Regions from separate parts of the Homo sapiens genome. Here region 1 is linked to region 2. Evidence: chromatin contacts called from ENCODE Hi-C or POLR2A ChIA-PET data. All regions are on one chromosome and are shown on one strand. Each heading gives the region's core, a stretch centred on a gene start or an enhancer-like site at or near the end of the contact. The rest is flanking DNA. Distances are from core to core; before and after follow the strand shown.

What was found. Hi-C counts contacts between places; a loop is a spot of excess contacts on that map. ChIA-PET counts read pairs that join two places held with the same protein, here RNA polymerase II (POLR2A). Pooled maps may share reads with other maps.
Region 1: a loop to region 2 is called in a map of chondrocyte, with 3 times the contacts of the local background. The contact joins two enhancer-like sites. A Hi-C loop is called at or near these places in 6 of 168 maps with a recorded cell type or tissue (HepG2, IMR-90, MCF 10A and 3 more), 8 of 37 single-sample maps with no recorded cell type and 11 of 50 pooled maps. POLR2A ChIA-PET finds 5 or more read pairs at or near these places in 1 of 52 experiments (activated T-cell).

What each region holds. Positions count from the first base shown.
Region 1 is chr15:48,492,171-48,494,870 of GRCh38, reverse strand. It overlaps FBN1 (fibrillin 1), which reads left to right. Exons shown (of 66, transcript NM_000138.5): 23 at 617-667; 24 at 2,285-2,410. Among named protein-coding and RNA genes, the nearest start is that of FBN1, 150 kb to the left of the region's middle. Within about 2 kb of position 1,295, at least 3 of the 41 ENCODE cell types and tissues checked have a DNase peak (open chromatin) inside an H3K27ac peak, as active enhancers do; they include endothelial cell of umbilical vein, where a contact is called at or near this core.
Region 2 is chr15:48,357,561-48,360,260 of GRCh38, reverse strand. No RefSeq gene overlaps it. Among named protein-coding and RNA genes, the nearest start is that of DUT-AS1, 27 kb to the right of the region's middle. Within about 2 kb of position 1,265, at least 3 of the 41 ENCODE cell types and tissues checked have a DNase peak (open chromatin) inside an H3K27ac peak, as active enhancers do; they include endothelial cell of umbilical vein, where a contact is called at or near this core.

The DNA.
Region 1 (2,700 bases), core at 46-2,545, 130 kb before region 2:
GCTCTCTTGGGAACCTTGTGGTTAGGGGTTCTGAGCTTTTTATAGGTACAGATTATCTTTCAAAAAGCTAATTGATGTAAAGAAACCGGTATTCATGACTAAACTTCATAAGGGTTTCTGGTGAACTTCTAAATCTGTTGGGAACTTGAGGTTTGAGAACCTTGCTCATGGTTTTGCTGATTTAATGTTTAAATATATAAATGTGTAAATTTATGTGAATGCTGGAGGCCATGAGATCTCCAAATTATAGACTTGAGTTTTCTATATTCAGGTTAAAGTAATTCTATAGTGTGATTCCTATTTTCAGGTGAACAGCAAGAGAGAAAGCTACCTTCAGTTTCCCTCTTAGCTATCACTTTAACATGATCTATAGGGCACGTCTGTGTCTTTTGGAGTATCTTAGTGGAATTGAGCTTTATTTGAGGAGACATTTCATTACTGTTCTTCCTCACCTATGCAATCGCAGAAACATTTTGTTATCTCATACTTATAGCAACACAATCTACTTCATGTTCCAGGTCATCTTTCATGTTTCTTACACTATGTCAGAACTGCAAAGTCTGGATATTGTTATCTCAAATTTGTTTTCTGTTTTGTTTTTCGCTTTTTATTACAGATCCCATATGTGGTAAAGGGTACTCAAGAATTAAAGGAACACAATGTGAAGGTATTTCTGATTACTTATAAACCATACATTTTTGTGTGCATAATGAATGTTTGTGTTAACTCGGACTGGATAAAGCTGTCATATAACTTCACAGGGAGAAATATGCAGCAGAGAAAAAAAATAATGAGAACTACAAAACGGAACAGCTGTTAATTTCACAAGCATATATATACTGTTGCTAGTGTCAGAACGCTATGTCCAAAGGACAGGGTGGGTGGCTGAAAATGTTTTAGGTTGATCGCAGTTTAGAGAGACTGCACTTTCAAAATGCTATCAGGAAGAGAAAAACAGGAAGTTTTTGATGAGTCTGTAAAATTTGCCTTTCTTTGGTTTGTCCTGGCATTTTTTATTTGTTTGTTTCACAGTCATGGGTGATTTAGAAGGACACATTCTGTTTTCTCTTTGTTGAAAGTCTGCATGGAGTTTCTTCAGTTTGCTGTGATTCTTTCTCCTGGAGTTTCAGATAGACATAGGTCATGGTGACTAACACAACCTGACATGACACAGCAGCTGAAAAATTTTAAAAACAGCAATTAGTCCCATATGTGGGATGAAATGAAGTTTTTTCCCTGTTAAAACAAAGAGGCACACTACAACCCCCACCCAAGGTCTTGCTTTCCAAATGATGACTGAATCCTTTGGCCTTTCTCTGGTCCAGACCCGCTGTTAATAACTTATCTGACCTCAGCAGCATATTTTGTTGTACAAGTGGCCAAAACAAAACAAAAAACCCAAAAAGGTAGATTCCACCCTCTCCCCATTGATCTCTCTTACAAGGAAAGATTCAGAATATTTTTTCAACATTCCTGTTGTGGAAAGTTATTTCTTCTAAATAGAGACACAGTGTGTATGAGTTTCTTAGCTAATGTTCCCCCCTCTTTTTTTTTTGGCATTGGCAAGTAAGTGCCTTTCTTTTGATTAACTTGGTGGTGAATACTTTTCCAAATTAAGTGCAGAGAACATATTGCTCTCCATTAGGCAAACTGGGAAGGACTGGTACATTTGAGAGAGATTGGATGAATGATGAATGAATGAACATGAGTATCTTTTAATTCCCCTCAACCCAAGCTGAGACCAAAGCATGGACAGAACAGCCTGAGACCATGGCTGAGTTAGAATTGATTGTACATTTTCTGGTGATTTATCAGAACTTCTTAAAAGAGACCCTTCACTGGCCCACATATTCCTTGGTGGGATATTTTTCTATGCTGAACTTCAAGCTGTTTCTTCTTTGCTAGTTTGAAAAACCAGGTTTTTGCTTCTCTACTCATTTCCAGACATCTGGTCTCATAAAGCAAATTATATTGCTGGGAACCTTACCTGAAATGTCCGCAGCTACCAGAGCTGTCTCCAAGAACTCACACCAGCTGCCTGTCTCTACAACTCAAAAGTTATTCCCTGAAACCAATGGAGAAACTCTTACATATTTAGTAATAGGTGGGCTCGTTCTGGTTGCTATTCAGGCACCCTAGAAATTCTACACAAACTACTTGTAGGCAAACTAGTTTTATGAACTTACCAGGTTCAAAATGGGGAATAATTATGACTCTATGAGTAGAATAAGGTAGAATGATATTATAAAGATATATTAACTTTATACTTTTTTTTTCTTTTTAGATATAGATGAATGTGAAGTGTTCCCAGGAGTGTGTAAAAATGGCCTGTGTGTTAACACTAGGGGGTCATTCAAGTGTCAGTGTCCCAGTGGAATGACTTTGGATGCCACAGGAAGGATCTGTCTTGGTAAATACTGAGCTCATTATTTTTCTAATAATAATTTATTAACGATTATTAAAAATGAAGTTAACAAGATATAGCTGAGCACTTAGCTTCAGGTACAGACACACACTCCAAAATTCAGCATGTCCGATAGGGTCCATGGCCACTCCTTTGACAGTCTTTCAAATAGTAAGCAGCAACTGTAGTTTCTGTTGATATGCAACTATTCCTTAAATCACTAGCATCACAGTTATTTTTCCAGAGCTCTTAAATCGGCCCCATATGCCGTGAACTATAAAATACAAGCTGAGTGG
Region 2 (2,700 bases), core at 16-2,515:
GGAGTGCAATGGTGTGATCTCGGTGCACTGCAGCCTCGAACTCCTAGGCTCAATTGATCCTCCCACCTCAACCTCCTGAATGGCTGGGACTATAGGCTACAGGCATGCACCATCATGCCCAGCTAATTTTTGGTAGAGATGGGTTTTCACCATGTTGCTCAGGCTGAAAATCTTAAATTAAGCTTATAGTTCTGTGTTTCAGACATTTTGAGAAAAAATATTCCATACTAGAATGATGAATGTATCTTTTTAGTCCTCAGCTTTTTCTTTGTTACTGCCTATACATCACAGGCTCTTTATTAGAACTATATTTCTAGCCAATGATAAAAAACAAAAAACTACTAGTTGGTGGTACTTTTATCAAATTCCATTTGCTGCAGATATTTAGATTTTTGTTAGCCAAGACTTTCAGAACTACTGCTATGTGATTATAAGAATTTATTCATGACACCTTCAAATCAACACAATCTATTTTCTTCAGATTCTAATTAGTTATCAATATTTCAAAATTAATATTTAGCAGTTGTCAATCTTTAAATGCAAGAGATGTTTACCATGATTTTATTCTCATAATGTCCACATTATTGAAAAATAAACCAAAAGATAAGAGAAAAATGCTAGCAAATGGCTAGCTACCTTAAAAAAAGGAGGTGCATTTGATTGAGACTTTTGATTTTGATGGTTCTTATCTTATAGAATCCATTTCAGAACTAAATAGACCTAGGTATATAAGGATGAGGCAACAAAGATATTTCTTCCATTCTGTGACTTGGAATAGCCATACTCCACTCACATACAATGTGTTTTGGTTTGAAAATATGTTTTCAAAAATATGAATTACTAGACAGAACATGATAAAAGCTCTGTGTCTTCATATAGCTAGGCCAGTTTGAGAAATTATGTAAGTTTAGTAGCAGCAAAATGTTCACCAAGTATTCATTGGTTTAATATTTTTAGTAGCTTATTAAAAAAAGCTATTTCTATTTGTTTATTTGTGATGTTTGGGAAATAAACATGCTGATAATTCTTTCGTAAGATACTTTTTAAGATTGAGACCCCATGAGGTACCGAAAAAAGCATTCACTTCTCTCACACTTGAGGTCACAAATTTTTGCAAGTCAAAAATGTTGGCCATGCCAAAAACATCATGCTGCACACTACCAAATAAAAGAACACTGTTATTCTTACAAGGAAAGGTTTGACAAGACAGGAAATAGGCAGGGTCAGAGAGGTTTACTTAATACGGAGACTCATTTAACCATCATGAAGCCAAAATACAATGACAGTTAAAAAAAATAAACAAATAGCTGTTACACAAAACAAAACCCCAGGATACATGGTCTCTACTGGAACTGATTATTAGAGTTTTAGCAAATACAGGAAGTGGATAACCCCAGAGAACCCTCACAACATTTCTAGACGTCTTCTCCATTTACTTTTGTCACATGCGCTTTACTGAGATAATGAAGATTAAAACAGTTTTGATTTGTGGGTAGAAATTTGAACAAAGAAGGATTGATCTTAAAATGCTGCAAGTAACCTCATTAAAGGGCAATCATTTTAAAAGTCACATTCTCCTAAAAATGGGGAAGGAGGAGGAAGAAAAAAATGAAAGATAGGAAAAATCTAGCTGTTCATTACAATTTTCCATTTTTGTTTAAACACAGCAGGAGGGCAAAGCTGCTGGCTTCTCTGGTCCTTACAAATGCCAGGAGAGATTATACAAACCCTGCAACCACCCAAATCTTATTTAAAGTTAAAATCATTGTTCTCATCTAATGACTTTTGCCTGCTTTCACTCAAATATTGCAGCATTTTGTTTTCTGCCAGCTTGGACCCATTGAGAATTGTAGACTTATAATTGCAGATAAACTATGAAAAAACAAAAACAAAACAAAAAAACTACCTTTTACAAAAAAGCAAACATCAAGTGACATCTAGTGGTTGCTAGATACTATTTCCTAAGGCCTCTAGATAGCAGTATTTTCAACAACATATTGTCTTAATGTTGGTTATAATTTTTGTTTCCCACATACAGCCTCGGTCTTTTTTTAAGACAGAAACGCATCTGATAAAGATAGTAAAGTTGCCATTTTCTTTTCTCAAAGAAAAATTCTTTTTCTATTAGAATATAAATAAGGAAATAGCTATAACTCATGCTATCTGCATGCAAAAAAAGTTCGCAGTCTATCCCATATTAAACTTATTTGGGCAATTATCAACTGTCTAGATGCATCTTAAGAGAAGATGACATTTCAAATCCCAAATTCCTCTGTTTATCTATCATCTTTTGTTTTGTTTTGCTTTTTGAGACGGAGTTTTGCTCTTGTTGCCCAGGCTGGAGTGCAATAGCGCAATCTCAGCTTATTGCAACCTCCGCCTCCCTGGTTCAAGTGATTCTCCTGCCTCAGCTTCCCAAGTAGCTGGAATTACAGGCGCCCGCCACCATGCCTGGCTAATTTTTTTGTATTTTTAGCAGAGATGTGGTTTCACCATGTTAGCCAGGCTGGTCTTGAACTCTTGATCTCAGGTGATCCACCTGCCTCGGCCTCCCAAAGTGCTGGGATTATAGGCGTGAGCCACTGCGCCTGGCCTATCTATAATCTTAAAGGCATTATTAACTTGATAAAATTAAATTTAGTTCAATTGTTGTCCATATTTTTCTTTCCCCCACCTTGAGAACGCTACAGGGTAATTTTG